2 separate regions of the Homo sapiens genome follow, and region 2 is linked to region 1. Evidence: chromatin contacts called from ENCODE Hi-C or POLR2A ChIA-PET data. All regions are on one chromosome and are shown on one strand. Each heading gives the region's core, a stretch centred on a gene start or an enhancer-like site at or near the end of the contact. The rest is flanking DNA. Distances are from core to core; before and after follow the strand shown. Region 1 overlaps CASP10 (caspase 10). Region 2 holds the start of CFLAR-AS1 (CFLAR antisense RNA 1).

Region 1 (5,001 bases), core at 1,365-3,864:
CTGCACTCCCAGTTTACTGCAGCATTATTTACAATAGCCAAGATATGGAATCAACCTAAGGGTCCAAAAATGGATATATGGATAAAGAAAATGTGATATTTATACGTGACAGAATACCATTCAGCCATAAAAAAAGAAAATCCTGACATGTCTGACAACATGAATGAGCCCAGAGTGAAATAAGCAAGACACAGAAAAAATCTGCTTGTTCTCACTCATGTGGAATCTTTGTTTAAAAAGTTGATGTCATAGAAGCAGTGATTAGAACAGCAATTACAAAGATGAGAGAGAGAAGGAGGGAAGGGAAGATGAGAGGTTAGTCAATGGGTACAAAGTTACAATTAGATAGGAGAAATAACCTCTGGTGTTCTGCTGCACAGTGGGGTGACTATGGTTAACAGTAAGGCATTCTGAGCTGGGCACTGTGGTTTGAGCATATAATCCTAGCTACTTACAAGGCTAAGGCAGGAAGATTGCTTGAGCCTAGGAGTTCAAGGCCAGCCTCGGCAACATGGTGAGATCCCATATTTAAATCAATCGATCAATCAGTAAGGTGTTGTATATTACAAAATAGCTACAAGAGAGGCTTTTAGAGGTTCTCACCACAAAGAAATGATAAATGCATGAGGTGATGGATACACTAACTACCCTGATTTGATCATTATACAACACATATATGTATTGAAACATCAAATTATAACCCTGAAATATGTAGTTATGAAGTATCAATTAAAAATAACAGAAATTTCTGGAGTACCAAAAAAAACCACACATTGCTTAATCATGCATGTATACTGTCTCCTTTTAATATTGTTGAATTTTTAAAATAATAATAATTTAAATATTCACTTATATTTTTATTATCTGTCCTTCCTTCACTGGACTTTTAGCTCCCTGGAGAGCAGATTTTGTCTCTCTTGTACACAGTTGCACCCCCTGTCCCCAGTTCGGTACCCAGTACAGTAAGCACATAGTACGCTCTCAATAAATATTGCCTTGTTCCTGAAGCCATAGACATTAGCCTCTGATGTCTGTGATGAGAATGGAGGGGCTGGTAAAGAAGAGAGAAAAGCAAAGTTGACTCAAGGTTCCAATCCTGAATTCCCAGAAGAGCACTATGGCCATTCCTTCAAATGGAAATTCAGGAGTAGGAGCTCCTGGAGAGAGCTGGGAAGATGAGCTCAGAAACATGCATGCTGAATGTGAGGTCCAAGGGCTAAACAGAGGTAGGATATCTAGCGGGATGTTAATGAGACAGGCTCAAGCAAGTCATTCATTGGCCCAGCAAATGTTTAACAAGCTCACAATATATCAGGTCAGGGGCTGAGGATATAAAGTTGAATGAAACAGGGTCTCTGCCCCCAGGAATTCAGAGATGAGTGGGCCAGAGATGGCAACTTTGGAGACGTTTTCATGGAGGAGCCCATGGCCTCTAGGTATGGCTAAAGGTGCCAAGAGGACAGCATGTGGCAGAGACAGAAGGGAAGCTGTCAGAGCAGTGGCAAATAGAAGTCCAAAGATAGCACATAGGTGCTCAGGACGTAAGAGTGAGTGATAAATAAACGAACAAATAAAAGGCCCCCATGCTTTTGTTCATGCTATTCCCTCTGCCCAGCACATCTTTCACCTGATTCTTTACCTAACATCTATTTGTCATTTCTAGAAGCCTCCTCTGATCCTTCAAATCTGGGCAAGGTACTCATTCTGCATGTTCCCATAACACCTATACTTCACAATGTGCACTTACCAGCTGGGGATGCCCTTCCCCGTCTATTTGTTTGTCTATCCCTCTAGCTTGTAAGCAACCTGAGGGCAAGGACTCTGTCTTTTTTTAACTCTGTATCTTCCTTTCCAGGTCCAGGCTGGTACTCAATACAAGGTTGCTGGATGGATGGATGGATGGACAGATGGATGGATGGATAGATGAATGGGTGGATAGATGGATGGATAGATGAATGGGTGGATAGATGGATAAATAGATAAACAGGAGGGTAGGCAGATGGTTGAACAGGTACATGGATAGAACAACGTAGAACTCTCACCCTTACCAAAGGTGTTGAATGAGAGTAAAATAAAAAATAAATAAAACTAATTAATTACAAATGGAAGAAAAAAAAGAGCTCTCACCTTGGGACCAATTTCTTCAGATGATTACACAGAGACTGAATATACCAGCTGCCTTCCTCCACATGCCGAAAGGATACATAGCCTGGGACAGTGGCCAGACCAAGTAGGAAGTCAGCCTCGGCAGGAATACTGTCCTGCAGGGAAGTGGGTGCCTGCTCAGGGTTCAGAGCATCTGCTTCGATGGATACGGAAGGCTGTATCTCTTCACCTTGGCAGGCCTGGATGAAAAAGAGTTTAGGTTTTTCAGCCAGTCTAGGGCACTGCAGGGCTGTGAAGTGAGACATGATCTCCCGAATGGGAATGAGGGCCTCATCCGAAGAGTAGACAGCTCCAAATCTCCCATGGGTCAGAATACAGAACACGAAGCAGTCCCCGTCGGCATGGGCTGGATTGCACTTCTGCTTCTGCAGGACCATCTCCATTTCCACTTTCGTCACATTATTGTGTATATGCACTGTGAACCCAAGCCACTGGAACACATGACTCAGGATCTCTGTTTAAAAACAAAAAAAAAAAAAAAAGAGAGAGAGAGAGAGAAAGGGGAAATAATAAAATGATGCAAAACAAAATGAAGAACTGAAACAAGGCCGGGCACAGTGGCTCACACCTATAATCTCAGCACTTTGGAAGGCCGAAGCAGGCGGATCACTTGAGGTCAGGAGTTTGAGAACAGTCTGGCCAGATGGCAAAACCCCATCTCTACTGAAAATACAAAAAATAGCCAGGTGTGGTGGCTCACGCCTGTAATCCCTGCTACTCGGGAGGCTGAGGCACGAGAATGGCTTGAGCCTGGGAGGCAGAGGTTGCAGTGAGCTGGGACTGCACCACTGCACTCCAGCCTGGGCAACAGAGCAAGACTCTGTCTCAAAGAAAAAAAAAACTGAAACAATGCTAATAGTTACAAAATTTGCACAGCAAATAGCCTAAAGCTTTGGATTATTTTTATTTTCATAACCATAAAATCTTACAATGAATCTCCTATCACGTAATACCCAGTGTTGTCACAACAGTCCTGAGAATCGGCAGTGGCCAGTGTTTCATCCTGTTTCACAGTTGAAGAAGCCAAGGTCTCTTGACTCTCCCATGATCACACACCTAGTTAGTGGTGGAGCTGGAGCTCACGCCCAAGTTGTCTCGTGCCAATCCAGCAGGCTCTCCCCCAGTACATGCTCTCCTCTATTCAGAATTGTGAATAGTCAAAGATTCTTGCCACTCTTTAGCAGACTGATGACTCCCCAGGGATATATAAGAGGCTCAGAAACATGATATCATCCTTACACGTATATGGAAGATAAAAGTCACAGAAAGAAAATGTGAAAATAAAAAATAATTTTAAGATCCCCAATTTGCATTTGATAAACTGTTCCAGACTTTCTTACCAGCATCTTTATGGGTTCCTTGTCTGTCCTTCAGGGAGGTAAAGCTGTGGTTGTTGACAATGACACAGAGGCCTCTGTGGTTCCGATTCATCCTGTACACAGCTGCCCTCTTGAAGAATAGATAGAGCCACTTAGTAGGAATCCTTATCTTAGGGCCTTAAATGTTTCTAACCAACCACTCCAATGGATCCACTGTGAGGAAGAGCAGGATGTATCTCCCCATGCCAGTTGTTTAAACCATGTTTTTGTTGTTGTTGTTATTTTGTTGTTGCTGTTGTTGTTGTTTTGAGATGGAGTCTCACTCTTGTTGCCCAGGCTGGAGTGAGTGACGCGATCTCGGCTCACTGCAACCTCTGCCTCCCGGATTCAAGGGATCCACCTGCCTCAGGTGCCCACCAACACCCCCAGATAATTTTTTTTTTTTTTTGAGACAGCATCTCGCTCTGTCACCCAGGCTGGAGTGCAATGGCGTGATCTCAGCTCACTGCAACCTCCACCTCCTGGGTTCAAGCGAGTCTTCTGCCTCAGCCTCCCGAGTAGCTGGGACTACAGGCGCCCGCCACCATGCCCAGGTAATTTTTGTATTTTTAGTAGAGACGGGGTTTCACTATGTTGGCCAGGATGGTCTTGATCTCTTGACCTTGTGATCCGCCCACCTCGTCCTCCCAAAGTGCTGGGATTACAGGCATGAGCCACCGCGCCCAGCCGATAATTTTTGTATTTTTGGTTGAGGTAGAGTTTCACCATGTTGGCCAGGCTGGTCTTGAACTCCTGACCTCAAGTGATTCGCCCACCTCAGCCTCCCAAAGTGCTAGGATTACAGGCATGAGCCACCATGCCTGTCCAAAACCATGTTTTTATACTCTAGTCTAAACCCCTTGGGGTATTTATGCCACATTATTTCTGAAGTCACATATTGAAAAACTGGGGATTCTGACTACTCTGCAACTCACTTTTACTGCACAATTGTGATCTGAATAAAATTTCAAAGATTCTTTTTTAAGTCCTAGAGCCCAGGACAAAGGATAAATCTCATTTGCACTAAAGATTAGACAGTTCCTTTCTTTCAGGATGCCACTCCCAGTATCAGAGGCAGAGAGTTCTCAAGATCCTGGCCCTAGTGTGGAATTAGCTAATTAATTCCAAGGTGAAATGCCAGATCCTGATTAAAATTCAGACTTCACCTGGTTTGGCTGGAGAAGCTCAATCATGACAGTTAAGAAAATGGAATATATATTTTAATATTGTCAAACCCAGGGTTTATGCAAAAGCATCTTCACTTTCATATTAGCAACATGAATGAAGAAAGCATACACAAGGATTTCATGAGACAACATAAATATCAAAGATTTTTTTCAGATGGTTCATTTCTGGAGTGATCTAATGCCTTCAAAAAAGGGAAATCTTTTGTAATTTTATTTCTGAATATAAAAATAATATACAAGCTGGCATGGTGGTACTTGGGTGGCTGAGGCAGGAGAATTCCTTGAGCCTG
Region 2 (5,001 bases), core at 541-3,040, 51 kb after region 1:
TCCCAGCACTTTGGGAGGCTGAGGCGGGCAGATTACCTGAGGTCAGGAGTTCAAGACCAGCCTAGCCAACATGGCGAAACCCTGTCTCTACTAAAAATACAAAAATTAGTCAGGTGTAGTGGCACGCACCTGTAGTCCCAGCTACTCAGGAGGCTGAGGCAGGAGAATCGCTTGAACCCAGGAGGTGGAGGTTGCAGTGAGCCAACATTGTGACACTGCACTCCAGCCTGGGCAACAGAGTGAGACTCTGTCTCAAAAAAAAAAATTAATTATTATATCATGTAAGAATGAAGAGCTACAAAGGAGGTGCTGATATTCCTAAGTCTATAATCAATAAGCATCATTAACAAGGAAATAGGAGACATGATTCACAGGTTGCAAATAACCCATTAAATAGTGAGGGCAACCAGCCCCAGTGGCTCACATCTGTAATCCTAGCACTTTGGGAGGCCGAGACGGGCAGATCACCTGAGGTCAGGAGTTCGAGACCAGTCTGGCCAATATGGTGAAACCCCGTCTCTACTAAAAATACAAAAATTAGCCAGGCGTGGTGGTGCTCACCTGTAATCCCAGCTACTAGGGAGGCTGAGACAGGAGAATTGCTTGAACCCGGGAGGCAGAGGTTGCAGTGAGCCAAGATTGCGCCACTGCACTCCAGCCTGGGCAACAGAGCAGAACTCCGTCTCAAATTCAAATAATAATAATAATAATAATAATAATAATAATAATGATGAGGGCAAATGCCGTTACAGGATCTCTGGGTAGCTGTTATCAGGACTGTAATTTTGCACAGCCTTTTTGAAGAGCAATTTGGGAGTATCATTAAATTTTAAATGTGTATACCCTTTATAAAAAAAAGAAAACTCTGTGTGGTAGAAGAGGCCTGGACGCACTGTCCCCTAGCCATCTCCTCTGAGGGTGCAGGCTTGTTTCGATACCCAGTGCTGAATCCAGGCTGAACAAGGAGAGAACCTGGACTAGGACTCCAGTTCCATCACTGCTATTCTATTCCAAAGGACTCACACGTCTCTAATCATGGAGTATTTGCTCCTCCAGGGGGCAGAAGCAAACAGGGAAACACCAGACTCAAAGCTCTTTTGTGTACTTATCTCAAGATTGGTTCACTTCCCTCAAAACCTCTCTTCACTGATAAATGTCCTTCCTTATCAAACAAAGTCCTTGAAAGAAAACTTCACCACATTCTCCCTGCCCATGCTGATATGTAAGGCTTGGACAGAACAAATGCTGTACTGTGCCTTCCAGCTCTTTCCTTTATTTGTGCTCCCTGGAGGTTCTGGCTGGGGAAGCCCCTGTCACATGACTGTGAGCAGACAGCTGTGTGGTGCAGGGCAAAAGAGGAACCAGCCTTGGAATCACAAGATGTGGGTTTAAGTCCTAGTTCCTCCATCTCCTCCTACTAGGGTCTGAATCTTGCATGGTCTTGGAAGAGACTGAGCTATAACAGCAGAGAAGCTAGGAAGGAAATGGGAATCTGAGGTCTGGGGCAGAAAATCCTTACCTAAAAGAACAGAAGAAAAATGGCTAAAGCTGGAGGTGAAGCCAAAAACCATGCAGGTCCCAAGTGCCAATAAGAATAGCAGGTCTGAGCCTCAGACAAGACACAGCATTGCTTAAATATCCTGTGGCAAGGGAGTCACTCCACAGGCCCAGCCTGAAGACATTACCGCTGACATTTCCCATTAACGTCACAATTTTCCTCTATGAGGTGGTGAGGTGGAGTGGGAAGGGCTGTTAGCTGGCACTTGCAACTTTATTGCGCCAGCAAGAACATGCATACAGCCCAGTCTAACGTACAGGATCAAAAAGGTAATGACAGTGTGACTTTGAGTCAGTTTGAGTCAGCCCCAGTTTATTCATCTATAAAACAAGATTAAAACTAATGCTTGGCCAGGTGCAGTGGCTCACACCTACAATCCCAGCACTTTGGGAGGCTGAGGTGGGAGGATGGCTTGAGCTCAGGAGTTTGAGACCACCCTGGGCATCACAGGGAACCCCGTCTCTACAAAAAATAAAAAAACTAGCCAGGCATGGTAGTACAAGCCTGTAGTCATCACAGCTACTCAGGAGGCTGAGGCAGGAGGATCTCTTGAGCAGGAGGTTCTTCAAAAGGTGACTGTGAGGGCAGGGTACAGTGGCTCATACCTGTAATCCCAGCACTTTGGGAGGCCAAGGCGGGTGGATTGCTTGAGCTGCAGAGTTTGAGACCAGCCTGGGCAACATGGCGAAACCCCATCTCTACCAAAAATACAAAAATTGGCTGGGCATGGTGGCACGCATCTGTGGTCCCAGCTACTTGGGAGGCTAAGGAAGGAGGATCACTCGAGCCCAGGAAGTGGAGGAGCCAAGATCGCTCCACTGCACTCCAGCCTGGGTGAAAGAGTGAGACTCTGTCTCAGAAAAAAGGTGACCGTGAGGATCCAATGAGATTTCTGTAAAGATGCTTTGCAAACTGTGTTTATTCAAATATAAGATATTGACTTTAAAGGAAATAAAGGCAGCCATTTCAAAGTACAAATCACCAACCTTATGGTGTTGCACATCTCTCATGGAATCTCTCTCTTAGGACCTGGAGGGAGGTCTCTATATTCTAAACTAAAATGGGCTCAGAGCAGACAGAGTCCATATCCTATGTAGGTAGGACAGTAACTGTTTTGTCCTTGCACATAAATAGAGGAAGAAAAACTTGGGGGCTGGGTTTGGAAAATAAAATTTCAACAAACTACAGAAGACCCACTTCTCCTTCTAGAACCCACCCTGGAAATCCCACACTCAACCCAGTCTGATCTCCGTAAATTTCAACTGTTCTTTAGAACTTCTGGAAATGATGTGGGGGGGTGGGGAGGGGAAGGGCAGGGGTTCTTCTGGCCTTGCAGTTAGTACAGGGCTGTTCATTCAAGGCTAGGGTCAGCACTACTCACAGGTTTGAGGACTTCACAGATAAACCAAAAAAACCAAAATACAGTAAAATGTCATGACTTCATTAATTTAGAATTTGTTTTGATCTAAATGAGGATACATTTATCTTGACAATTTCTATGAAAAGGGCTTCATTAAATAAATGTATAAAATAAACAAGAATGAGGGAATGCTTCACCAGTTAATTTACAATCACATATTGAGTACCTTTAATAAGCCCAGTGTTAACTGCTATAGAGCACATGGGTAAAACATAAGATGGGCAAAACATTCTTAGTGAAAAAGGGAGTTCTGAGGTCAAACGTGTTTGGGAAATGCAAGGTGGACAAGGCTAAAATAGGTTTCTTCGCAGGAAGAATTCTCAGAGCCTTTAATAGGTCAATATGCATTGCAAATCTCTGAGGGGGAAGAGATTAGGCAGCGCTTCTCAAATTTACTTGACCGGAAAACTCTTGTTTTACAAAGTTCCCCTTATTGCCTACAGAAACACTTGGACAAGAGAATACATATCAAATATATGATGTACTTCAATCAAAGAGCTTATAATCTTGTTGGGGAAGCAAAGCTTATAAATACGCATAAAACAAAGATTACGTGGTGGCTCATGGCCATAATCCCAGTGCTTTGGGAGGCCAAGGCAGGAAGATCACTTGAAGCCAGGAGTTCAAGACCGCCCTGGGAAATACAGCAAAAGACCCTGTCTCTATAAAAAACAAAGTTAGCCAGACATGATAGCATGTGCCTGTAGTCCCAGCCACTCAGGAGGCTGAAGTGGGAGGATTGCTTCAGCCCAGAAGTTTGAGACCAGCCTGGGCAACATAGTGAGACCCTGTCTCTACAGAATATTTTAAAAATTAGATGGATGTGGTGGCGCCTGTGTGTAGTTCCAGCTACTTGGGAGGGTGAGGTGAGAGGATTGCTTGAGCCCGGGAGGTGAAGGCTGCAGTGAGCCATGATTGTACCCCTGTGCTCCATTCTGGGTGATAGAGCAAGACCCTGTCTCAAAAAAGAAAAGGAAAGTACAGAAAAATGTTCAAGCTTTTCAGAAAGAGCAGGATAGAAAAAAAAAATACTTCCTCTTGGCCAGGTGCGATGGCTCATCCCCGTGATCCCAGCACTTTGGGAGGCCGAGGCGGGCGGATCACCTGAGGTCAGGAGTTCAAGACTAGCCTGGCCAACATGGTGAAACCCCATCTCTACAAAAATACAAAAATTAGCCGGGCATGATGGCGGGTGCCTGTAATCCCAGCTACTCAGGAGGCTGAGGCGGAGAATCGCTTGAACCCGGGAGACAGAGGTTGCAGTGAGCCAAGATAACGCCATTGCACTCCAGTAGCCTGGGTGACAGAGCGAGACTCTGTCTCAAAAAAAAAAAAAACTTCCTCTTAAAATCTGCAAACATCGTCTTTTATTTTTATTCAAGGGCCTTAAAAACAACCAGAGCTTTAGGCCAAGCCGTAAAGCCCATCTGTCAGAGATGTGAGACGCTTGCTTCTATATTCCTAACAAGATAAAAGTCCAGTGCTTAAAGATGACCCACCAGGGCCTAGCACAGGTCCAGCTTTGCTGTCACTGACACAGATGACACAACACCAAAGACTTATTTTTCAATTCTACCAAACTGAGATAATTAGTTCCCAAATCCCTGAGCATTTACTTCTGCCTCAAGAAGAGGTTACTGAACTCCATAAGAATTCTTCTCAAGAAAGAACTACCAAAGAATAACCTTATTTCATGCACAACACAGCTCTGAGATCAGACTCCACCTCATTGCCTTAATATTTGCTTCACACAGGGCCAAGCATGGTGCTTTGCACATAGTAGGCCCTCAACGAACATTTACTGGACAAACAAAGAAATAAAGCTTTAAATACTTGGGGGACTTGCATGCTTTTTGGATAAAAGTCTGGTTTTTTGAGGAGAGAAGGGAAGATAGGTAGAAGAGAGTCTGCTAAACTCTAAAGATAAAAAGGAATGGCTTTTAGAAACACACTGACACTGGGAGAGCTTATTCCTTCATTCATTCACCCAACAATTATTTATTGAACACCTACATAGCAGGTA

The links. A loop is a pair of places that touch in the nucleus more often than their neighbours do. ChIA-PET counts read pairs that join two places held with the same protein, here RNA polymerase II (POLR2A). Pooled maps may share reads with other maps.
Region 2: a loop to region 1 is called in a map of B cell, with 10 times the contacts of the local background. The contact joins the promoter of CFLAR-AS1 here to the enhancer-like site in region 1. A Hi-C loop is called at or near these places in 1 of 168 maps with a recorded cell type or tissue (B cell) and 2 of 50 pooled maps. POLR2A ChIA-PET finds 5 or more read pairs at or near these places in 7 of 52 experiments (AG04449, GM12878, OCI-LY7 and 4 more).

Annotation. Positions count from the first base shown.
Region 1 is chr2:201,206,689-201,211,689 of GRCh38, reverse strand. CASP10 (caspase 10) reads right to left here. Exons shown (of 10, transcript NM_032977.4): 8 at 3,507-3,615; 9 at 2,128-2,620. Among named protein-coding and RNA genes, the nearest start is that of CASP10, 26 kb to the right of the region's middle. RefSeq lists an enhancer at 2,656-2,705. Within about 2 kb of position 2,614, at least 4 of the 41 ENCODE cell types and tissues checked have a DNase peak (open chromatin) inside an H3K27ac peak, as active enhancers do; they include B cell, where a contact is called at or near this core.
Region 2 is chr2:201,154,581-201,159,581 of GRCh38, reverse strand. It overlaps CFLAR-AS1 (CFLAR antisense RNA 1), which reads left to right and starts at 1,790. Exons shown (of 7, transcript NR_040030.1): 1 at 1,790-1,827. The region is part of intron 8 of CFLAR (CASP8 and FADD like apoptosis regulator); the gene reads right to left. RefSeq lists enhancers at 1,062-1,391, 1,412-1,491.